Linked DNA regions of Homo sapiens: region 2 is linked to region 1. The links are chromatin loops, found by intact Hi-C in ENCODE. Cell type or tissue: heart left ventricle. All regions are shown on one strand. Each heading gives the region's core, and the rest is flanking DNA. Links, peaks and the distances in the headings are about the cores only. Region 1 holds the start of EFHD2-AS1 (EFHD2 antisense RNA 1). Region 2 holds the start of FHAD1-AS1 (FHAD1 antisense RNA 1).

Region 1 (8,000 bases), core at 1-8,000:
TGGGTTCTGGGCAGGGATCCCCCCAACTTCCTCTCCAGTTACTTAGCGTCTACCAGCAAACTGGGGGCAAAGACTTGCCCTTTCCATCCCCACCCACTCATTAGCCAGGACCCAAATCCTTCACTCACAAGTGGTCTCCTTAGGAAGGGACCCCTCGGCCCCTGTTGCCCCTCTGGTGTAAACCTCACTCCAGTCGTCCCTGTGGGCCGAGTCCCCTCCGGGTTTGGAAGGCCTCCCTCCCGCTCCTGCCCGCCCCACCCCCGTGCACCCAGCAGCTTGCAGTCACCGCTCCCCTGCTTCTGTCGCAAGGCCCCCCATCTCTCCTCCCCACTCCGTATATCCCCTTCCCTCCCCACAGGGACCCCCCATGTCCCACACCCACCCTGGTCAAAAGGGGCCCCTTCCTATGTGACTTGCCCTGTTACCCCCACCCCTACCCTTTATTCCATCAGATCCACACTGTGTGCCCTCACCAGGGTGGATGGGCACCCCCAGGCGTGTGGGCTCATCCCCCTGTCCCCCCACAAAAACAATCTTAATGTCTCTGTGGAGGGGCTAGGGAGAGAGGGCCCAGCTCCCTCCGGCCCATCCCTGGGTCCCACTCTGTTGGGTCTAAGATGCACAGCCACTCTCTCCCAGCCATGTGTGTGCCCAGGGGATGGGGAAGGTGCCAGTGCCCCTCCCTTTGGTAGCTTTCCCCACCTCCTGTTCCCTGTCCCCCTGCCCCTGGCTCCTGGAGAGGGAACAGCCTCGTTCCACGATCTGGGTGCTGGTCTGGAGTGGTTCTGGAAGGGGATAGAACTGGCCTGAGGCTGAGTCTTGGGGGTGAGCCAGGAGGTCTAGCCCCACCTGGCACAGGCAGCCCAGGGCTGAGGGAGGGATGCGGCAAGGCCGGCTCCCGCTTGGCTGGGCAGGAGGTGGGGGCAGACCAGGGGTGTCAGCCTCAGCCACATGCAGCTGTCAGTGCCCCAACATCAAGCCGGAAGCCCAGGAAGGGGCGTTTTGCAACTGCACTGTTTGAGAAAGGCTCTGACCCTACTCACCACAGCTTGCAGCAGCTTCTGCATTTGGCCCCAAGGCAGGGGGAAGGATTTCTGGTTCCCAGTTGCGGGTGGCTGAGGAGTCCCATACTTTCCCAAGGTCCTTCTGGGGGAAAATCAAGTCCTTGACCCCCGGCCCCTCTGAACCTCTTTGAGAAAGTCCCAGGGCCCAGAACCTCTTCAAGAAAGTCCCAGGGCGCCCACGTCCTTGGCTCCACGGTGTTTGGTTGGAGTTCTTCTAAAGTTTCTTCCCAGCAGAAGACTGGCGAGATTGGGAGAGCAGGATTTCCAGGATTCCTGGAAGAGTAACGTGAATGCTCCTGGGTGGGCAGACGCAGGGGTGGGTATGGATCACTGTCTGTCACTGCCCCCATCGGGCAGTGCAGAGCTGATTCAGACACCACGGAGATCCCTGTGCTGATAGTGCTGAGGCGCTCACCAGGTCCCTCAAACAGCCCTGTGACACAGAGCTCTTCGTCACCTTTGTGCAGACAAAGGGTGTTAAATAACTCGCCAAGACCACACAGCTAGAAAATGATAGAGCCAGGACTGAAACCCAGGTCTGTGACTCCAAATCCCGGGCTCTTCCCCTTCCGGGTTTCCCATCACAGACATCTACTTTCATGTTGGAAAACCTTCTCCAACACCCGCTTCCGTGTTCGTGGCGGATTGTCCATTCATGTCCCCAACCCCAGCCCCCGTCTCTCCTTTCCCCCAGAGCCTGCCTTCTCCTGGGCTTCCACAGCTTCCCTGCCACTGGCCACCAAAACAAAGATGGAGCTGTTCTGGGAGAACCCAGACACTTCAAATGAGCGGGACTTGGGAGGCTGCAGTGTGGTTGGAAGTGGCATGCAGCTGAGGGAACAGTCTGGAAGCTTCATTTGCGCAGCAAACTCACTTTTTTTTACATAGGCTGTTTCTGGTCTAGTTTGATGAGAGGTACTCTGAGGGCGACTGAGGGGAGCTGGACCCCTCCAAGCTACCCCTTGGCACCTGCACTTCTTGCCAGGGTTCTAGGAGGGCTGATGGGGCAGGCAGGGGCCAGGAAGCTGGACCTCTAGGGAAGCAAGTGCTGCCTGCCAGGGCCCGGGTGAGGGTGGAAAGCTGCAGATTGTGTATTCAAGGAAACAACGCTTCACTGTGCCAACCGAGCCCAACCCCGCCGCCAACAGACGGGCTCTCGTGGAAGACAAACCCCCGTTCTGCTTCCGCTGTCCGAGTGGGGCTGCAGCCTCCTGGGTCCAAGCAGGGTCCTAGGATCAAAGCCAGGGCATCAGAGCCAGGGCTCTGGGGAGAGCAGAGGGCAGAGAGGAGGGGAGCCTGCCCTCCTGGGAAGCCAGTCACTAGAGCAGGAGGCAGGAGACCATGAGGTCAGCAGGAGAATGGGAGCCAGCCTTTCCTTGGGGGCCAGGAGCGAGGAACCTGGGCTTCCATCCTAGTCTGCTTGTCCTCCCTGGGCCTCAGTCTACCCACCTGTAAAAGGGGCAGGCTATCCCTCATGACCCCCAAAGGTCCTTCAGCCCTGACCTGCGTATGTCTGAGGGGTCCTGAGCCCTTCTGGATATTGGAACTGCCTTCCAGGGCCTTCTGGTCCACCCCTCCGTGTTGATTCAGCAGGTACTTCCTGAGGCTGGAGATCGAGGGGGAAGAGAGGGGATGGGGGAAGATAGACAGACTGTCAGCCATCACTGGTCTCACACCTAGAGTCATTCAGGTTCCTCCTGAGAGAGACCTGAAGGGTTGACTCCAACCCCTCTCCCCATTTGACAGAAGAGGGAACCAAGACCCAGAAAGATGTGGCGGTGACTTGCTCGGGGTTACGGAGAGGTTCTCAGTGAGGCTGAAACCTTGTATGATGAGGAGAGTGGTCCCGGTGTCTCAGGGTGGGGCTCCGAGGACATGACACACTTAGAGTTCTGGGCCAGTGCCAGGCACAAGGAGGCTCTGCGTCTCCCTGGCCCTCGCAGCCAGGACTCTCCATCCCCGTCTCCGTGCGGCCTCAGGCTACGTCCAGCATCTCTGATCCCCCAGCTGCTCCCTCCCTCTCTTTGCTCCTCCAGGGCTGGCTCTGGAACCCTCCTGTCAGAGAGGCAAAGAGAATGGCCCTGGAGAGCCTCGGGAGTGCCCACCCCTGGGCTGACAACAGCCTAGCGGGGGCTCTGGAGGGTTTTGTAAGTTGAGACCTGCTGGAAAGGTAGGCAGCCGTGTAATTCTGAACCTGCCGTGGAATCTGAGGACGATGCCCTAGATCCCTGTCTCCCGCCTAGCACAGCCTTGCAGGCCCTGTCCCCACTGTCATCCCCAGCCACTTCATCTCAGGACACCTTACGTCAGAGAGGCAGGCTTTCCTTTCCTTCTGGCCAGCTCTTCCCTGCACAAGCTCTGGAAGCCTCCCGCCCTCTTCTCCACACCTCCACCTCCAGGGGACACACCTCTCCCAGGAGCCCTTCCTGGACGCAGTCAGCAGGGCCTCTGGAGTCTGCAGCCCTGGGTTTGAATACAGCTGTGGGCTGTGGAGCCCTTCTGAGCTTCTGTTCCTCACGCTGGAACAGCGGGGACAGGGGGACCCACGTTACAGGGTTGTTGTATGGCGCTTAGCCCAGTGCTTGGCACAGAGCAAGTCGTTACTAAATGACTGTCACCGCCATCCCCAGCTCAGCATACACCCTCTCCTGGGCCCCTCATAGGGCCCTGGCAGTGGTCATTGCGGCTGGCTCAGAGGCAGCTCCACAGTGCCCACTGGCTGCCTCCACTTAACCACCAGCGGAGCTTCCAGGTCTGCCAGGTTGTCGACAACCCTTTGCTTTGGGCCCTAGTGACAGGACGCAGGGTTAGAGCCCTCCTTCTCTCCTGCTGAACAGCCACTCTGATTGACAGCTACATATGGCTTTGATAAATAACAAAAAGGGAGAAATGAATTCATTATCACCTAGTTTCAGGGAAGGCAGGTGGCACAAAAAAGGGGAGAGCAAACAACAGCTCTGGAGGGTGCACAATGGGGATTCCCGTCTGCCACCACCCAGCTGGGTTGCTCCAGGCAAGGGACTCAGCATCTCTGAGCCTCAGTTTCCCCTGGGGCTCAAGAACCTACCTGGTAAAGTTCTGAGGATTAGGTATAAAAACACCCTGAGTCTTTGTGACGAGCCCATCATGGTGTCTGGGCTGTTTGCATGATAGATGATGTTTTTGAAAAATACAAGGTTCTCGTATGTGATCATTCTTCCAACAGATATTAAGTTTTTGCGCTACAAGATCCAGAGAATTAAATGAATCAAGTTCCTGCCCTCAAGAGGCTTATAGCCTTATATAGAACAAACATGTATAGAGGTTTGGGGATAGAGAGGATTGCACCCACAAGGCTAGCAATGGAAGGTTTTTTTCTTTATTTCTGCCATGATTACCGAAAGCTCTCATGAATGACACCATGCTGATGTTCTCTTTGTAGCCAGCCCCCTGCCTCTGTGCCCCCTCCTTGTTAAACAGAGCCACTAGTTCTAGCCATTCCTGGAGGAGCCTATGCATATTATTTAGAGAACTGAATTGAATTCTCACACCAGCACAATGAGATTGATACTGTCTTTGTTTTCCTTTTTTTTTTTTTTTTGAGATGGAGTCTCGCTCTGCCACCAAGGCTGAAGTACAGTGGCATGATCTTGGCTCACTGCAGCCTTCGTCTCCTGGGTTCAAGTGATTCTCCTGCTTCAGCCTCCCAAGTAGCTGGGACTACAAGCACACACCACCATGCCTGGCTAATTTTTGTATTTTTGAGTAGAGACGGGATTTCACCATGTTGGCCAGGCTGGTCTCGAACTTCTGACCTCAAGTGATCTGCCCGCCTCAGCCTCCCAAAGTGCTGGGATTACAGACGAGAGCCACCGCTCCCAGCCTGATACTATCATTTTTATCCCCATTTGACAGATGAGAAGACTGAGGCTCAAGGCGATTGTCACTTGTCTAAGATTATATTAAGTGGCAGTGACAGGATTAGAACCAGATCCTCCTGCAAGGAGCCCCTGGAGGCCAAGTGAAGCCGTGTTTGTGGCTGGGGCTTGGGGGAGCCTCCGAGAGCCTTAGAGAGGTGGAGAGGTGGGGTCCTTCACCTGCAGCTTAGGGTCAGTGGGTGGGGAGAATGCCCTGCACCCCTGGGGAGGAAGGATTTCCTGGCCTCGGTCCTTACTCCGTTCCTCCCACTTCCACTATGCATCAGCCTCTGAGTCACCTCTCCTTCCCCACACCCCCGGCCCAGGACTTTTGGTTCCTCTTTGGTCCACCCTTCCTGCCTTCTCCGGCTTCCTCGCTCTCCTCCATGCTACCTGGGTCCAAGGCCTGGTGGCTTGGACTGGCTTCCACTGTGAGAGTCTAGGCTCCAGGACAGCAGGCCTTGCTGCCTCAGGGGATGTCAGAGGTCGTTTCCTCAAGGCCAGCCCTGCCGGCAGAGGCAGAGTCACTTTGCAGCCTCAGCAGGGAAGGTCCCCACACCCTGGAGCAGCTGAGTTCCCCTGACTGCCGGGCAACCTTCTCCTTGGCTGACTTCTGCTTTTCAAGGACAACAGAGAGGCAGGGGTCAGTGCCAGAAAGGTGTGGCCAGATGGGAGCCGGGCCGCCCAGGGAGTCCTGAGCCACAGACACTTCAAACCAGATGCTTTGCCTCCCGTTCAGTCCTTTCTTATCCTGCAACATTATCCTCGCCCATTTCACAGTTAAGGAGGCTGGACTTTCAGAAGGGTTATGTGACTTGTCCAAAGTCACATAGCCAGTGAGGGGCAGAATAGGATTTGAACCTGGGCCTCCCCGGCTCCAAGTCCTCTGAACCCTTACAGTGGCCCAAACACCAGCAGCTTCACCGCCCGGGAGTATGTTAGAAATGCAGATGCTCAGATTCCACCCCAGATTTACCAGACTGTAATCTGCAATTTTTTTTTTTAAGAGACAGAGTCTTGCTCTGTCACTCAGACCAAGTGCAGTGGTACGATCATAGCTCACTGCAGCCTCAACTTCCTGGGCTTAAGTGATCCTCCCACCTCAGCCTCCTGAGTAGCTGGGACTACAGGCACATGCCACCACATCCAGCTAATTTTTTTTTATTTTTGTAGAGATGGGGTCTCATTATGTTGCTCAGACTGGTCTCAAACTCCTGGCCCCAAGCCACCCTCCCACCTCATCCTCCCAAAGTGCAGGGATTACAGGCATGAGCCACCACGCCCAGCCCATAATCCGCACTGTAACCAGCTTCACCAGGTGTGCACACTGACGTTTAAGAAGCGCTAAGCCTCGGCTCAGGCCCCCGCACAGCCGTCTCCCCACCACTTCCTGAGGTTGACCTAAGGTTATCCTTAGGTGGGTGACTTTGTCTGAGCTGTAAGAGGATAAGATGTATGGAGTAAAGATTAAGTTACGTTATAAACACTGGGTTATGTTAATATTAGGCATTCAATAAATATTCTTTATAATCACTATCATAACAATAATGACTATGAAGAGCAAGAAGCGAAAGGGGGTGGCTGGCAGGGAGTGCCGTGGGTGCGGTGTGAGGTTGTTGAACTCCAGGTTAGGATGCCTTTGAGCCCTGACAGCCCCCCAGCAAATTGCTTGGGGTCTCCCTCTTTATCCTCCGTGGGGGAGCCCCAAGCGCCACACTTATGTGCTCTCTATCTCTCCGTCTCTCTCTCTCTCTCTTTCTCCCCCAACCCCATACCCCACTTAGCTGAACTAGGGCAAGAGATCAAGTGTGAGATTCCCAGATAGGACTAGAGGAAGTGGTGAGCGCTGGGCTTTCCCTATATGAGTCAGGCAGTCTGGGGGTGGGGACATGCAGGAACTGGGGAAGCCAGGGGGGCCTGAGGGCTCCTGAGCCCATACCCAACACCCACCCTGTCCAATTGTCTGTTCTCCTGGGACCTGCACGCCCAGAGCGGCCATCAGTAAAGCCTGGGATGGGAGTCAGGAGAGACAGAATTGGGGTCCCTGTGCTCCCACCTTCCCGTGTGCAGTTTTTGCAATGACTCTGCTTCCTTCTGCCATCAGACTGTGCAGTGCAGCTTGGGGGCACCTGCACGAGGAGCAACTTTCTTTCTTTTTCTTTTTTTTTTTTTTTTTTTTTTTTTTGAGACAGAGTCTTGCTCTGTCACCCAGGCTGGAGTGCAGTGGCACAATCTTGGCTCACTGCAGCCTCCGCCTCCCGGGTTCAAACAATTCTTCTGCCTCAGCCTCCCTAGTAGCTGGGATTACAGGCATGCACCACCACACCCAGTTAATTTTTGTATTCTTAGTAGAGACAGGGTTTCACCATGTTGGCCAAGCTGGTCTCAAACTCCTGGCCTCAAGTGATCTGCCCGCCTCGGCCTCCCAAAGTGCTGAGATTACAGGCGTGAGCCACTGCACCTGGTCGAGGAGCAACTTTTTTTTTTTTTTTTTTTTTTTTGAGATGGAGTCTCGCTCTGTCACCCAGGCTGGAGTGCAGTGGCGCGATCTCGGCTCACTGCAAGCTCCGCCTCCTGGGTTCACGCCATTCTCCTGCCTCAGCCTCCCGAGTAGCTGGGACTACAGGCGCCCACCATCACGCCCGGCTAATTTTTTGTATTTTTAGTAGAGACGGGGTTTCACCGTGTTAGCCAGGATGGTCTCAATCTCCTGACCTTGTGATCCGCCCGCCTTGGCCTCCCAAAGTGCTGGGATTACAGGCGGGAGCCACGGCACCCGGCCGCAACTTTCTAATAGTTCCAAAGCCAAGATAGGCCCCCCCTTAAGTAAGCAATGAGCTTCCTGTCCTCAGAGGTATTCAAGGCACTAAACAACGAACTGCATCAGGAATCTGATTTTCAGGAACGACTGAATAAGATGGCCTCTAATATCCCTCCCAACCCCGAAGTTCTCTGCTGTGTCCTGATAGGCATCAGGGCATAGCATAGTCGTTAAGAGTGCATGTGTTTGATCAGGCCTGGTTCAGAGCCCAGCGACACC
Region 2 (16,215 bases), core at 4,725-12,724, 71 kb before region 1:
CCTAAGAGATAAAACACGCGTCACAAACTAGGATGGAAATCCTGAAACGAATCCCCCAGGGGAATCCAGGCGGGGTAAACGTCAGGGAAATGACTTGTGGTGTTGTTGGGAGATGTCACGTGCAGCCCACAAGGTGAGGCCTGCTGGGGTCCAGTGTGTTCGGAAGGGTGGAGGATTTGCTGTGTGGTTCAGCTGGGAGGATAAGAATGTTTAGGCGGCACCTTGAAAGTCAGCTGAATACTCCTCCTGCCTGGTTTCTCAGGGTTCCTCTGATAAGGGAAGGAAAGGATTTTTTACATTTTTCTCTGCAAGCTCCGTCGTTTGTGTCTATTTCTGCAAGACTTTGTTACAAATAAAAGACTCTTCTTGCATGCATGGCAAATCACTCAACTATCCAAGATACACTGTGTCTTTAACTGAAAAGAAAGCAAGTTGCAATACAATATGCTTGGTGTGCTTTTTTTTTTTTTAAATGTCAGTATCTGAGCAAAAGAACAACCTTGAGAAAAAGACATCAAACTGTTAGGAGTATTATCCCAGCAGGGTGGGATTGCACTGGACCTTGACTTCCATTCAGTTGTTCAACAACTGTTCATTGAGGGCCCCTGTGTGCCAGCCACTGTGCAGAACATGAAGACGCAGTGGCAAACACTTCCCACATTATGAATTTCTGTAACATTTGGGTTTTTATAACCAACATTTATAACTTTTGTAAACAGAAGTATAAGAAAGACTTGTTCCTTCCCCCAAAGAGCAAAATCCCCATTATGATTACAGTTAGTCATCTAATCTAGAAATAGAAATGTGATCAAATACTGGCCTCCCCTTCAGCATCCTCAGCTACCTCTCCCCTTAGTCCTCCTCAGATCCCAACCATGATTTCATCCTTCCCCTTTGATTCCTGGGTCACACGTTGCAGCCGAGCAAAATCCCAGACTCATCCCAACAGAGCCTCCACAAATCCCTGTATTCACCAGGTCCAGTGGGCCAAGCCAATGTCAGCCCGGCCATCTCACCTCCTCCGCCATCTTGGTATCCTTGCAATGCACCTCTCCAACGCACCAACCCAACCCTGTACTCTCAAGCCTCCAAACCCTTTGAAAAGAGATTGACAGATCTAGGTCTGAATTCTGATTCTAACACTTACCAGCTCTGTAGCTTAACCTTGGGGAGCTTCTGTCGTTTCACCTATAAATATGAACATACTTCCTTACCAGGTTGTTTATAATGATTAGAAAAACGTATCAAACTCTTGGCATAGCACTGGCACGCACCAGGTCTGCTATTATTATAATATTGCTGTTCTCACGCTTCTGTGCTGGAAATCCTCCGAATGGTGCATTGCCCCACACAAGAACATGTTCTCCTCACTTCCTTTTTCTCTCTTGGCCCACCTTTTATTCCTTCCCTCCATTATCCCCACTAGGTCTTCCTCCTACATGCAGCACGTACCCTGCCCTGTCTCCCCTTTCCTCTCCTTCCCAGGGACCTTGTGCACAAATTCTTCTTTCTTTGGCGTCAGCGGCCTTTCTTTTCCTCTTAGTTCCTTCCCTTTGCCATCAAAGGGGCACTTCAAGATGGCTGTACCATCCTGAAAAAAATCATTCTTCTCTGGAATCCATCGCTTCTTTCGCTCCTTTTCAATTGCTCTTACTCCTGTCTTCACCTGTGATCTTTAAGAAGCGTGTTGCACCCTCGGTCTTCATTGCCAGCTTCTTGGCCTTTCTGCCAAGTAACTGACACGGGCCCCCTGCAGCACTGACTAGGCCACCACCCTCTCGGGGACTGTGTCTCTGACCTGCCCAACGCTCTTCATTCTCTTTTTTGAAACCCTTTAGGCGCTCTGCTTCCCTCCTGATCTTTTCCATTCATTCCCAGCAGCCCCCTTCACCAACTCCTATCCCTAACGAGGGTGTTTTCTCCTGTGCAGTCAGCCCTTGGTCCACCCCATCTCCTTTCTCATGAAGAAACTCTGCACTTCCGGGCTTCCCCAGCCACTCCTATGTGTTTTCCACACGGACGCCTCTGCAGGAGGGGCTGCCAGGAAAGTGGTGCAGGGAGTCCAGCCAAGGCAGTAGGTGGGGTCCCTGGCCAGGGGCCATGGCCACCAGGAGGAAGGGGGCCTCTTTCTTCATTCACACAAGGACCCTGGATGGGCTGGGCTGGGCCGGCATTACCGATTGGCATGTCCGGCTCTCTGCTGACCCTCCCTCCCCAGAGTCCTGCCAGTGCCTCAAATTCAGCATGTCTGAAACAGCCTGGGGGCTCCTTCTCTCTCCCTGCCACACCCCACCGCAACCCCAACCTGTCTCTCTCCCGTCTGATGACGAGGCCACCATTCTACCCCTTTAAAAGGCTTTCCCTTTCTTCCCTCTCATCCTCACTTCTCCCACCCTCAGTTAGAGGATCAGCACTGAATACCTGGGCGTCTCTCGGGCCCTTAGCGGAGCTCCCTGCCTCTCACTCAGAGGAGGGGAGCTTATCACAGGCAACATCCAGGATCGTCTGGCGACATTTTTGGTTGTCAAAACTGGGGTGGGGTGAGTAGGGGTGCCCCTGGCATCCAGTGGGTAGAGACCAGGAATGCTACTAACCATCCCACAATGCCTAAGACAGCCCCAACAGCAAAGACTTGACAATATCAGCAGTGCAATACCAGCAATACGGCCCGACATAGCAGCAGTGCTCCAGCAAAGAAACCCTGCCAGCTCCAGCCTCTCGAATGCAGCCCAGCTATTTTTCTTTAAAAAAAAAAACAACGCTCTTCATCAGGCCACTTCACTGTTCTGTCAGCCGCTGGAATAGGAGTGACTCAGACCTCGAGTCACACCAATTAGTCTTGGCTCAACCACTGGCCTGCTGTGTGGCGTTGGGCAGGCCTGCGTCTCAGAACGCCACTGCCTCATCTATAAATTGGGGACCCACTGGGCACATTTCAGTCATGTTTAAATCAAGTTTCCTCTCTCAAGCCGACGGTTTCAGGAGTGTCACGGCTTGACCTCACCCTTCCATGCCTCCTCCACTGTCTGCTCCTCCCTCTCCCATCATCTACTCCAGCCCAAGTAAGCTCAGCACTTCCCGGGAGGAGCACTGCCTTTTCCAAATCCCACCCCCACCACCCCCACATCCCGGTGTGAAACTGTGGCTTCCTGTGACTATTGTAACAAATGACCACAAGAGACTGGCTTAAAACAACACATTATTCTCTTAGCATTCAGGATTAATTCAGTTTCACTGGGCTAAAGTTCCTTCCGGAGGCTCTAGAGCAGTATCCGTTTCCTGGCCTTCTTCAGCCTCTAGAGCTTCATTCCTTGCATTCCTTGGCTCATGGCCCCTTCCTCCATCTTCAAAGCCAGCGATGTGGCATCTTCCAGTCTCTGCTTCCATCACATCACCTTCCCCTCTGTCTGTGGTCAAGCCTCCGTCTGTCTCCTTATAAGAAGCCATGTGATGACATTGGGTCCACCCAGATAATCCAGGATAACACCCCATCTCGAAATCCTTAACTTAATCGTATTTGCCAAGCTCTTTTTGCCCTGTACGGTCACACCCACAGGTTCCAGGGATTCGGACCTGGAATCGTAGGGGGTCATCATTCAGCCCCGCGCACCCCTGTTCTGAAGCGCCCTCCCCCGGCTCTCTGAATTCTGCCCACCCAACAGCATCCACACCCAGTAGTTCTTCAACCAAGTGGTCTTACTCGCTCACTCCAGGTGAATGATCTCCCCCTCCTCTGACACCCTCACCCTCCCCTCTCCTTCAGCAGTCACTCACATGCCACCTGGGGTCACTGCATGTTTCCAGCAGGCATTTACACCTTGTCTTTCGGACTGAACTGTAAGCCCCTGGAGGTCTTGGCTTTAGACCATCCCCCACACTCAGCACCATGCTTCACACACAGTAGACAGTAAATAGGTGTTCTGTTGATGGGTTGTTTTCCACCTCCAAAAAGAAAGTTGGATGTGAGCTCAACCAAGGCTTATCAACTACTTTATTTTTATTTTTATTTTTTTGAGACTGAGTCTCGCTCTGTCACCTGAGCGGGAATGCAGTGGCACAATCTGGGCTCACTGCAACCTCTGCCTTCCAGTTTCAAGCGATTCTCATGCCTCAGCCTCCCAAGTAGCTGGAATTACAAACATGCGCCACCACACCCAGCTAGTTTTTGTATTTTTAGTGGAGATGGGGTTTTATCACGCTGGCCAGCCAGGCTAGTCTCGAGCTCCTGACCTCAGGTGATCTGCCCATCTCAGCCTCCCAAAGTGCTGGGGTTACAGGTGTGAACCTCCATGCCCAGCCTAAGCCACCGTGCCCGGCTGCTTATCAACTACTTTAAAACCACAGGTTGGATGGCAGCTCACGTTGTTTTGATGGGATGGCAACGTTGCTTTCATCCACCTGTCTGCAAGCTTTGGAGTTGAATTGATACTTACATTCTTCCTGCTTCTCTTTTTTTAAGGGTTCTCTTTGTATCTGATATATCTTCTGGAACATTATAAAAAACTTATGAGCCAGGCCCAGGAACTTCAGGTAATTCTTTTAATTTCTTTTTTTCCAAAGTTCATTTCGGCCCCTGGTTGGCATTTATATAGCACTGTGCATTTGAAACCTGTTTTTTCTTTATCAGCTAGTCCAGTCCACACCCTCCAATAGGTGAAATGATTTCTTCATTTGCACACAAAGAGGTACAGAAAAGGTTGGCTAAGATCTCCCAGGAGGGTAAGGACAATGACAGGGTGCTGCCCTCTGGCCTCCTGGGCCAACCACACTGTTTGTTTTCCTCTGTCAAAGGCCCAGAAGACTTAATGCCATCAGATTTTTTTTTTTTGAGTCTCGCTCTGTTGCCCAGACTGGAGTACAGTGGTGCAATCTCGGCTCATTGCAACCTCTGCCTCCCGGGTTCAAGTGATTCTCCTGCTTCAGCTTTCTGAGTAGCTGGGATTACAGGCGCCTGCCACCATGTGTTGCTAATTTTTGTATTTTTAGTAGAGACAGGGTTTCATTATGTTGGCCAGGCTGGTCTTGAACTCCTGACCTCAAGTGATCCACCCACCTCAGCTTCCCAAAGTGCTGGGATTACAGGCGTGAGCCACTGCACCAGCCTTAATGCCATCAGATTTTGAAAACTGTGTTTACTAAATCCAGTGGACAAAGTACAGCTATCTATAGCACAGGCAGCAGAATTACTAAAAGAAAAGAAATATTCTAGAGGCAAATGAGCTTTACGGGTTATATCATTCTGATAGCTATTGCCATAATAGTATTATATAATAAACAACCACAAAACTTCAGCGGCATTCAGCAATTGCTATTTACTCCTCACGTGTCTGGGGTCAGTGGCAAGGCGGCTCTGCTGACCTTGGATGGGCCCACCCACTTGTCTGGGTGTTAGCTGGCCTTTGGTTGATCTAGACTGGCCTCAGCTGGAGTGACTCAGCTCCCTGTGTCTCTCATCCCCCAGCAAGCAAGCCTAGGCTGTTCTCATGGAGACTACGAGGTATAAAAGAAAGTGGCCCAATCACATAGTGTTTTTCAACCTTCTGCTTGTGTTATGTCTGCTAAGATCCCATTGGCCAGAACAAGTCACATGGCTGAGTTCAGTGTCTGGAGGCAAAATATGGGCGGGCACTGCAAGTTACATAGCCCTAGACATGGATAGAGTGGGGTAAAGAAGGGACCACCATGCCAATCAGCCACAGAGGCTTGAGTCCAGGGATTGGCAACTTTCTCTGTAAAGGGCCAGATGGTAAATATTTTATGCTTTGCAGACCATATTCATACCTCTTCCACTCTGCTATGGTAAAATGAAAGTAGCCATAGACAATATGTAAGCAATGGACATGATAAGCATGGCACTGTTCCAATAAAACTTTATTTACGGCGGGCACGGTGGCTCATGCCTGTAATCCCAGCGCTTTGGGAGGCTGAGGCGGGTGGATCACCTGAGGTCAGGAGTTCGAGACCAGCCTGGCCAACATGGTAAAACCCCATCTCTACTAAAAATACCAAAATTAGCCAGGTGTGGTGGTGGGCACCTGTAATCTCAGCCACTCAGGAGGCTGAGGCAGGAGAATCACTTGAACCCGGGAGGCAGAGGTTGCGGGGAACCAAGATTGTGCCCCTGCACTGCAGCCTGGGCGACAGAGCAAGACACCATCTCAAAAAAAACAAAACAAAACAAAAACACCACCTTATTTACAAAAGTATGCAGTGGGCCCGATTTGGCCTGTGGGCTGTAGTTTGTCAACCCCTGGTCTAGTCCCTTCTCCTTATTTTTCAGATAAGGACAATTTCAGTGTCACACAGCTAATGGGTGAAGAATCAAGACAAATGTTCAAGCGTCCTGGCTCCTACATGACTGCTTTTTTTCCTCACACCCACCTACCACTTACTGAACACCTACTATGTGCTCAGCACTGTGCTAAAAGCTTTCCATCATTATCTCACTTAATCCTCACAACTCTAAAAGATCAATACTGTTATTAACTTCATTTTCTAAATGAGGAAGCATCTAGAAACAACTAGAGCTGGGATTCTTTCTAGATCCAGAGTCTGAATTCTTAACCACAGCATGCTGTAGTGTTCTGTGATTTTAAGAAACTTTTGGGTAAACCTTTGTACCCAGAAAGGTAAACAATTGGTAAACAAATGGGGAAAGACTCTTTAGTTAGGCCTGTCCCCCATCAGCATCGGTTTACTTTTCTCACATTTCAGATCAAGTTCAACAGTTCTCAGGAAACTCAGCAGTCTTTACTGCAGGAAAAGCTGCGGGAGCATCTGGCAGAGAAGGAGAAGCTGAACGAGGAGAGGCTAGAGCAAGAGGAGAAGCTCAAAGCCAAAATCAGGCAACTGACGGAAGAGAAGGCGGTAAGGTGGTCCCTGCCATTTGCTTTACTACTGGAAACTGATGAAATGGCCTTTTCTATGGGAAATTGAGGGCATGTACTTAGACAGAGAAATCTCAGCTACTCTGTTTGGTGCCATGAAACTAAATTAATTAAACAGGGTGAATAATTGGGGAGGATTTAACATGAAGTTTGAATTCTAAAACTCACAGCAAAATCAACTTGAAAAGGCAGCATGATTGAAATTTCAGGAAACGGTGCCTTGTTTGTGTATGTATTGCAGTCGGCTTTATGAGATCTGAGTCATCGCTGCAGGTCCTGGTTTGTAGCTGACAGACTGTTTCTAAATGTGCGCAAGATCAACTTCAGATGACAAATTTCAGTCTTTTGCTTTCTCTTTATACATATCGGGGGAAACAAATGGTCAAAATTGCTACTGACTTTTCTAGAAATCAAGCCAGTTAGAAGATAGCAGCATCTCTAAAACTCGAACGTGCCCATGAATTGTCTGGGGATCTGGTTAAGATGCAGATTCTGTCTCAGCAGGCCTGAGACGCTACATTTTCAACAAGCTCCCAGATGGTACTGACGCTACCAGTCTGCAGATCCACATTTTCTTAGGGCGAAGGCTTAGAGGAAGGTTTTCCCAAAGTTTCCTGATAAGAACCATCCAGATGCTTTGCTAAAAATGCAGATCTTGGTCTCCACCCTCCAGACCCATTAAATCAGAACATCTGGAGAGGGCCAGGAAACTGTATTATTTAATGAGCTGATTCTCATCACTGTCCTAGAGTTGGCCCTTTTTTTTCTTAAGATGGGGTCTTGCTCTGTTGCCCAGGCTGGAGTGCAATAGTGTGACCATAGCTCACCACAGCCTCGAACTCCCAGGCTGCAGTGGTCCTCCCACCTCAGCCTCCCAAGTAGCTGGGACCACAGGCATATGGCACTACACCCAGCTAATTATTATTTTTTTTTGTAGAGATGGGATCTTGCAATGTTGCCCAGGCTGGTCTTGAACTCCTGGGCTCAAGTGACCCTCCCACCTCAGTCTCTCAAGTAGCTGGGACCACAGGCACACACCACCACACCCAGCTAATATTTTTATTTTTTGTAGAAATGAGGTCTCTCTCTATGTTGCCCAGGCTGGTCTCAGACTCCTGGCATCAAGTGATCCTCCCACCTCAGCCTCCAAAAGTTCTGGGATTACAGGTATGAGCCACCATACCTGAGGGTTGGCCCTTTTTGATATTCAGGGACCCCTCCCATGAATTTCACTGTCTTTATGACTTTTGTCATTTAGGAGATTAAAAATTACTAATGCCTTGCACCTCTCCCCGCCGACTCTCCACATTCTGATCTTAGTGGGGTGAGGGTGTGGCCCCTGCTGTGGGATTTCTAAGCACTCCCGGGTGGTCGCAAAGTGCAGCCACGGTTGCGAGCCACTGTTGTGGGTGGGTGTGGAGCAGCGTGTGCATGCTGCCCCTCCTCACAGCCCCCTCAAGACAGCAGCCCCCCAGATCCACCGGACCCCAACTCTTCCCAGATATCTCCTCTCTTCCCCGGAAGAGTACTGGACCTGCCCCCTTCTCCATCTTTCCCCAGCTCCTTCTCTACCACACACACCTGCCCTCCAGACCTCTCCCTCTTTCATCTCCATCCTCACATGTGTGTCCAGTTACCCCAAAACATCAGTCTCCTCCTCCTTCTTCTCTTTGCCTCTTTCTCTGCTTTTCTGCATTTGCGAAATAAAAGATTAAAAAAGAAGAGCCATCTGACCAAATCATGTGCAATCCGCATAAAGGTAATATTAATGATAGCTATAAATCAAGATGGGCACATTTTGAAGGGCATTTAGATACGGAAAAAGCCAGCACCGTTCCATAGAGAAGAAAATAAAACCAGAAAGTACCTAGAAATCTTCAAAATCTTCGCAGAACTCTCCACCGACTTCCTTTTTTCTTCTCTGATTACCTTCTCCTTTTAACATCGGCATCCCAAATGCCTTATTTTCTCTTTTTAATTTTGGATGGACTTTTTCCCTTGTCAGGGTTTGGTATTTCAGCCCCACCATGTTAAACACTGCGTTGGGCGCCTGCCTAGTCTTCCTAGACAACCCTGGCGACACTGGCCTGGCAGAGTGTTTTAAGAGCTGGCGTCAGCCCCTCTTTTAAACCTGAAAACCTCGGTGCACCCTACCCTCCTTGCAGAGGGAGGAAGCAACATCAGGTCCCTGCCAGACAGACTGTGACACTCGAAGGTCGCCCTTCCTCTGATACTCGGATTGATGGACTTGACCCTGGGGACTCCTTGGAAAGTTACCTCTTGGACTTCAGTGCCAAGTGTCCTGACTAAATGAGCCTTCCTTAGACCTTCTGACTCCCATCACCTGCCCTTTCCGAAAATACATGTGTCCAGGGTCATTAATCTCATGAATCTTGACTTGTTTGAGGACTTTGTTTCAAAGGGAAAAAAAATTCTATGTTCCTTTATCAATCTAACATTCTTTTCTTATTGCCAGTTGTTGACAACAATCCCTTGGTTTGTGCACACACCAATGGGTTAGATCAGGGATTGGCCAAATTGTCCCATAAAGAGCCAGATAGTAAATATTTTCAGTTTTGCAGGTCATATGCTCTCTGCTCTTCTGCAAAAGCAGCCATAGACAATACACAGCAAGCACAGTGTTCCAATAAAACTTTATTTACAAAAACAGACCAGATTTGGTCTGTAAGCCATAGTTTGCTAACCTCTGGTTTAGAACACAGGCTTCAGAATCAAATGGGTCAGAGTTAGAATCCCTCCTCTTGTGATTTACTAGTAAACTGGGTGGATTCTTGAATGTAAGCCTGTTTCCTCCTCTGCAAGGTGGGAAGCATGGTTATCACTGTGCCAAGCATTTCGTGTTCATCGTCGCATCCACCCCTCACATCAACCCAACACAGGAAGACTATTACTGTCTCCGTTGTACAGGCAGGGAAACTGAGGCTCTGGTAGCTTCACTTCCCCAGTGCCTTACAGCTGGAAAGGATCAACCTGGGGCTCTACCCTGGGTCTCCTGACTCCAGAGCACATGCTCTGAGCTCCTAGGCTCTGCTGCCCACAGCCTCCCCAGGGGAGTGCGGTGAGGAGTGAAGAGGTAGCACATGCAGTGCCTGGCAGCGTCCAAATTCCTGCCATGGTAACCATGTCTGTTAAACAATGGTCATTGGTTTCCAGGCTTTGGAGGAGTACATTACTCAAGAGAGAAACAGAGCGAAAGAGACTTTAGAGGAAGAACGGAAGAGAATGCAAGAACTGGAGAGCCTCCTGGCCCAGCAGAAGAAGGTATGTGGCTCAGGGAGACAGAGTCAGCTCGAGCCCCACTGCAGCTAGGAAGGGTGGATCTGGGGCTCTGGTCTGGGCCCGCCGGCTCTGAGCTCCAGGGCTGTGCTGTCCACAGTCCCCTAGGGAGGTGTAGTCTGGAGGGAAGAGGAAACCTGTGCGGTGCCTGGCAGAGTCCAGTTTCCTCCCATGGTAACCATGTCTATTGAACAATGATCGTTGACTCAGGCTTTGGCGAAAAGCATTACCCAGGAGAAGAACAGAGTGAAGGAAGCATTAGAGGAAGAGCAGACAAGAGTCCAAGAGCTGGAGGAACGCTTGGCCCGCCAGAAGGAGGTACGCTCGGGGAGATAGAGTCGGCTGAGCCCCAGTCGGCTTGAGGGCCATGTGGAAGGAAGTTCAGAGCGGCGATGATGGGGGTGAGATCGTGGTGGAGCCTTCCTCGTGGAGTTTGCGTTTGGGTGGGCTCAGCTACTTTGGGAAGCGTGGGAGACTCAAGGAGGGAACCCTGGAGTTGTAGCCTTGACAACCAGTTGGGAAAAAATTGTAAACAGTGTAAAACACAGTCAGAGAGAGAGAGCGCTTGGGAGACAAGTAGGAATGGTGACATGGGCGTCTTCTGTGTTCCAAAGCACAGAAACGGGAGAATGACAGAGTCATGGGACCTCAGGGCTGCGTGGACCCTCCACCAGCATCCTAAAAGCCTCCAGCCTTCAGCACCACCACTAAGGAATGTTCTCCACCCCAGGACAGTCCGTCCCAGCATGGATGCCTCAGGCCGACAGAAAGTTTTCCCTTTAGGTTGAGTTGTGTCAAACTCTTACGCCCCGGAGGAGTATCAGTCCTCCGCCCTCCCCTGCGCTCCCACAAGATACATCTACTTCCTCTTCCACATGATGACTCAGATGTGTGAAAACAGGGGCGCCCGCACCCTGTGTCTGCTCCTCCCCGGGCCCAAGCGCCCTTGTTCCTCAGGTCCCTCACAGGACTAGAGCCTGGCCCTGGCTGCCTCCTGTGGCCTGTGCTGCTCTCCAGAAGTCACAGACTGGTAGCTCAGCGACTAAAAAGGGCCTGTGGAAGTTATATTTGGCCCCGGAATATTTTACTTTGAATTCATAAAATCTATTTAAAAGTTCAGATTTCCAGCCTCTCCCGAAAAGTCAGAAAATCTAGCCCTTGTTTCTACTTAGCAAAAATGGACTAGAAGCCTTACCGGGTAGCAGCAGTTTGCCAGAGTCCTCACCACTCCCCGTTGCATTAAACACAGCCCACGTCATTTTTGGTATCTGTCCGGGCTTCATAGGCATTGAGTTTGTCACCCATCACCCATTTTCTTCCTAAAGGGAGGTGGCCAGAACCACTGTTCTCCAGCCACGGTAGCCTAGGGGAGGACTCCTCCCTCCCGCATTGAAGATATTCTACTTCTGTTAATGCATCCAAACTAGCTTTTGGGAAAGCTCTGTCACATTTGTGGATTCATGTTTAGCTTGTGGTCACCCTCAGATCCCTGATCCTTTTTCACATCTGCTTTCATGAATTCCTCAATCCTGACACAGCACAGAGGAGTGCGGGCTTTGCAGCCAGATGAGACACAAGTTCAAATCCGAGCTGGGCTACTTCCTGGCTGCAGCAGACCTACCGCTGCCTCCCTTCTCGAAGGGGCGGCTGTGGGCTCAGATCTAGTGTATAATGGAGGGCCTGGCCTGCGGAATGATTGCCGAGTAAACGGCAGCTGTTACTACTGTCTCTGCTGCCACTTGTGCCTCTTCTTCTGTTTGGGCATTTGTTTTTCTTCAACACTGACTCCTTGAGTAAAATCCTTGCCCACCCACTGCTGCAGGAGAAACAAAAAGACCTCTGGGCAAAGCCTGTGCCATTTGATCTGACCCAGGACAGAGAGACGTTTACATGTCGGTTCTCCCTTGGCGTCTCTGGCACAGGTGTGCCCTGCAGCCCTCTCACAGAGCGTCACTGAGGTTTGCCCCCAAGTGATTTCTCCAGGGGTGGGGATGAGGAGGAGGGTCTCCAAAGAGTTACTTGAGTCAAATGCCCCAAGATGTCAACAGCAAAAGCCTGGGGAAGATTCTTGAATTTAGAGACTTTGAGGCCACGGGGCTCAGGAGATAAATTCAAGCTTCATTGCAGAGGATCTGTGGTTGGGTCACCCCGCGTCTGTTAAAATGTCAGCCTACTTCTGACAGAACTTCTCTGTGGCTTCCTATCGGGGGAATTTGAAAGAGCAGCCCCAGCCACAGGCTCCATTCAACTGCCAGTGGCTATTTGATTTTCTTTTTTTCTGTCTCCCAGGCTGGAGTGCAGCGGCATGATCTTGGTTCACTGCAACCTCTGCCTCCCGGGTTCAAACGATTCTCATGCCTCAGCCTCCCAAGTAGCTGGGACTACAGGTGCACCACCATGCCTGGCTAATTTTTTGTATTTCTAGTACAGACGGGGTTTCACCACGTTGGCCAGGCTGCTCTTGAACTCCTGGCCTCAAGTGATCTGCCTGCCTTGGCCTCCCAAAGTGCTGGGATTACAGGCGTGAGCCACCGCTCCCGGCCTGATTTTCTTTTCATTAGATCTTCCGCCACATCATCAGGGTTTTTAAGGTCAACAGAATCACTAGGTCATAATCTGGGTCTTGAGGTCATGTTCAAAGTTAATCCCCATTATCTGTTGTGAACTTGGAAGCACAGCAACTGAGCATGTAGGGCCTGTGTGTGAGCCAGGCAAGGCCTCTCTTACCAATAGTACCTGTCCCGACTGCAGAGAAGCCACCCAGAGGAAGGCCTGGCGAGTGTAGACGCAGAGTCAGACACAGCAGAGCCAACCCTAAGTCCCTAGGAAGTGCCTCAAAGTCTCTTTTACAATTCACAGGAAAATGTCCTACCCTGAAACCCACTTCAAAGGATCCAAATAAACGTGAAATTCTTATGATGTCACTTTTCTTCTGCTTTAAGGCTGGTGTTGGGACAGCAGAGTGTTAGAGTTTTGTCAACTACTTTTCACTGCAAAGTATACAATATCTCAGCCATATTCTGGATTAAACACTTTTTACAGGCTCATCTGGGGCCCTAACCAGTGGTTATAATGGAAACCATGTTCCAAGTTCTAAATGCCTGACAGTGAACCTCGTGTTTGAAAGACAAGCCGTTAGAAAATAGAGGTGGCCCTTCTCATGGTGACTGGAAACAGGCTGGCAGTGTATTTCCTTTGGTGATTTGCATTAAGCTGTTTAGTTGAATAGCTTACCAGCAAGTAACTTCCCAGACAAAACTCCTTGATTAGGGCCACTAAATACTGGCCACACTTTCTTCCCTACATCCTACCAGAACATTGCTTGTCCCTTCTAGAAATTGGTGTATCGTGGCTCATTAGTCCAACATACTGCCCTTCTCTTGAAACTGGATTCTGTTGGAGAGACTTATTTCAATAATGGAAATTCCATTATTAATGAGACTCTTCTTTTGATCAGAGAGGCTGCCTGGCCTCGTGATAGGAAGCTGCCCCCGCTGCTCCCGGGTGCCCTGTCGAGAGCTCTTTATTCAGGCTCAGTGCTTTCCTCTGCGCAGGCTTCAGATCCTGGCCTCACCACTGACAAAGGGTGTGGCTCTGGGCCCTCTCCGACTTCCTGCTCCTCGGTTTCCTCATCTGTAAAATGGGCCACTCTCAGCACTTCTCTGACAGAGTTGCTGTGAGACTGAAGGGCTGGCCAGGGGCCCAGGTGTATTTAATAGCCGCCCCAACACTTTGGCTGTTATTGTTACTATTATTATTATTATTATCATTATCATTACTAGCAATTTCCCCCCTAAATGTGCAGGCCACCAAGAGCACTGGTCGTTGATTTTCAGGTTTTGGAGAGCAGCATAGCCCATGAAAAAAGAAAAGCAAAGGAAGCCTTGGAGTCGGAAAAGAGAAAAGTTCAGGATCTGGAGAACCATTTAACCCAACAGAAGGAGGTATGAGCAGCAGCAGGAAAGAATCCTCTGGAAGGAACTACAAAGCCAGATCCCTGGGAGAGTACAGTGGGAAATCGGGCAGATATCAGAGCCATGCCTCCCTTTGAAGTGGCCAAGATCTGCCGTTTACTGGCTGTGTGACCTCCGGCAGATCGCCACCTCCCCATCCCTCAGTTTCCTCATCTGTGAAATGGGAATGCTAACAGTCCCTGCCTCATCGGATTAGATGCTCTCAGGTGTCAAGTACATAGGACTGCACCCTGCATCCTAGAGGGCCCTCGGGAAGATTTTTCTGCTCTCTGGTTCAGCTACCTAGGAAAGAGGGATCCTCCCAGGAGAGAATCCTGAGTTTCAGCCAGGGTCAGGGGCTTAGTGAGCATCATCCTCACAGTAGAGCGGCATGTGTGCCACACCTGGCATGGCCAAGGGAGAAAGCACTGCTCCTGGCCCGGCCTCCTGGTGTCATGGACTCCGGAGCAGGCCCTCCCTTGACTGGCTGAGGAGTAAAAGCACAAAGAGCACAAAGAGAGATGGCACAGGTAGGTGCATAGTAAGCACGTATGGTTGTCACATCAGATAAGCCCCAGGGATCAGTGCCTTCTGGAATGGACGAGAAGATGGGCACCCCAGGACAGACTGACACCAGGGAGGAAAGGAGGGGTCAGAGCTGGAGACATCCACATCCACCCACCCCAATGCCACCAACCTAGGGACCTGGCCCACCAGACACACCTGCCCCGAGCAGCATGAAAGGCAGGCCCTCAGGTCAGCCTGGACACCCAGGTCACACCCTGGAAGTAAGAGCTGGGGGGCCAGGAGGAGGTCACTCAGGGACCCACATGGCATCTCCATGAGCTGGGCTTCGGGGACAGAGGTGGCACAGACACACACGTGCCAGCCCCCACAGAACTTCCAGAAACAGAGCTGATGGCTCAGTGAACGGTTCGATTCGGTTTCATTCATCCGCCCATAAATATTCATTTATCCACCCACCGATTTCAGTTTCATTCATCCACCCACCGTGGGCCAGGCCCGGTTCTGGGTGCCACAGACACCGCAGTGAGCAAGACAGACCAGGGCCAGGCTGCCAGAGCTTCCATCCTAGCGCAGGGGAGACAGACAGCCTGCGGAAGCAGGGGCGGCTCCAGGGCCACAAGACCAAAGCTGAGAAGCAGGCTGGAGAGTGCCCGAGGGCAGGACCGCTCAGGAAGTGACATTCCAGTGAGAACTGGAAGGGAAAAGGAGCCTGGGGGCCAGAGAGGACCACTGGATAAAGTGGCACAGGTGTGAAGGTCAGGACCTGAGCTTGCCAGGAGGTAGACGGGGGAGACTGTGTGAGGAATGAAACCAAAGCTGGCCCAAGATGGGAGGCACCAGGGCGCAGTGGAAGGAAATAGGTGGGAGAGGTGGGGAAGGAACCACAGAGCTTGGTGGGCTAAAGGGTTCATTCTGGGCTCAAATCTCAGCTCTGCCCTAACAGGCTGTGTGACCCTGGGCATGCCCCTTGCCCTCTCCATGCCCTCATCTGCCATGTGGGTGTGGTGGCAGAACCGCCCTAGAGGTGTAACATGAGGAGTCAGTATATTCATGGCTTGGGATACACCTGCCCTGGTGAGGTCAGAGTCCAGGTGGGGTGGGCAGTTGAGTGGGCACAGCAGGGTGGGGGCTGCACAGCCTTAAGTGAAGCCCTTGGCAGTGGGACAATAACAAGCCCATGAGGGAAGTGAGGTCAGAGTCCAGGTAGGCAGAGGGAGCACAGACATGCTAAGGGGTGGGATCCAAACTATGGTCACCACTGCCCCCAGAGCCTCCCTTATACATACGAGCCAGGGATGGGGTCCTGAAGCTCAGGCTACAGCCAGGCAGTGTCTTGGGCTCTGTGCCAGCCTGGATATGAACATATAAACACATCTTGCTGGGTGCGATGGCTCACGCCTGTAATCTCAGCACTTTGGGAGGCCAAGGCAGACAGATCACTTGAGGTTGGGAGTTCAAGACCAGCCTGGCCAACATGGTGAAACCCCATCTCTACTAGAAATACAAAAATTAGCTGGGCCTGGTGGTGCACACCTGTAGTCCCAGCTGCT

The links. Peaks named below come from ENCODE experiments on the same cell type or tissue, not always from the same donor. Only the 100,000 strongest peaks of a DNase experiment are listed, where the experiment ranks them.
Region 2: a loop joins it to region 1, with 3 times the contacts of the local background. A loop is called at or near these places in 28 of 110 quality-filtered maps.

What each region holds. Positions count from the first base shown.
Region 1 is chr1:15,410,863-15,418,862 of GRCh38, forward strand. The region is part of intron 1 of EFHD2 (EF-hand domain family member D2); the gene reads left to right. It overlaps EFHD2-AS1 (EFHD2 antisense RNA 1), which reads right to left and starts at 1,506. Exons shown (of 4, transcript NR_183705.1): 1 at 1,044-1,506. RefSeq lists silencers at 888-937, 6,151-6,445, 7,333-7,452 and enhancers at 5,445-5,944, 5,693-5,782. In heart left ventricle, for the core only: a CTCF peak has its summit at 3,794; DNase peaks (open chromatin) are centred at 969, 5,539 and 6,873; H3K4me3 peaks cover 2,243 bases; H3K27ac peaks cover 4,114 bases.
Region 2 is chr1:15,335,022-15,351,236 of GRCh38, forward strand. FHAD1 (forkhead associated phosphopeptide binding domain 1) reads left to right here. Exons shown (of 34, transcript NM_001391957.1): 15 at 4,460-4,530; 16 at 6,715-6,867; 17 at 10,062-10,169; 18 at 10,395-10,502; 19 at 14,021-14,128. FHAD1-AS1 (FHAD1 antisense RNA 1) reads right to left here and starts at 8,862. Exons shown (of 2, transcript NR_148919.1): 1 at 8,755-8,862. It overlaps LOC124903851 (a long non-coding RNA gene), which reads right to left and starts at 5,905. Exons shown (of 3, transcript XR_007065480.1): 1 at 5,359-5,905; 2 at 3,775-3,942; 3 at 1-3,432. RefSeq lists an enhancer at 10,772-10,971. In heart left ventricle, for the core only: no CTCF peak of the experiment used is centred there; DNase peaks (open chromatin) are centred at 8,970 and 11,090; H3K4me3 peaks cover 596 bases; H3K27ac peaks cover 767 bases.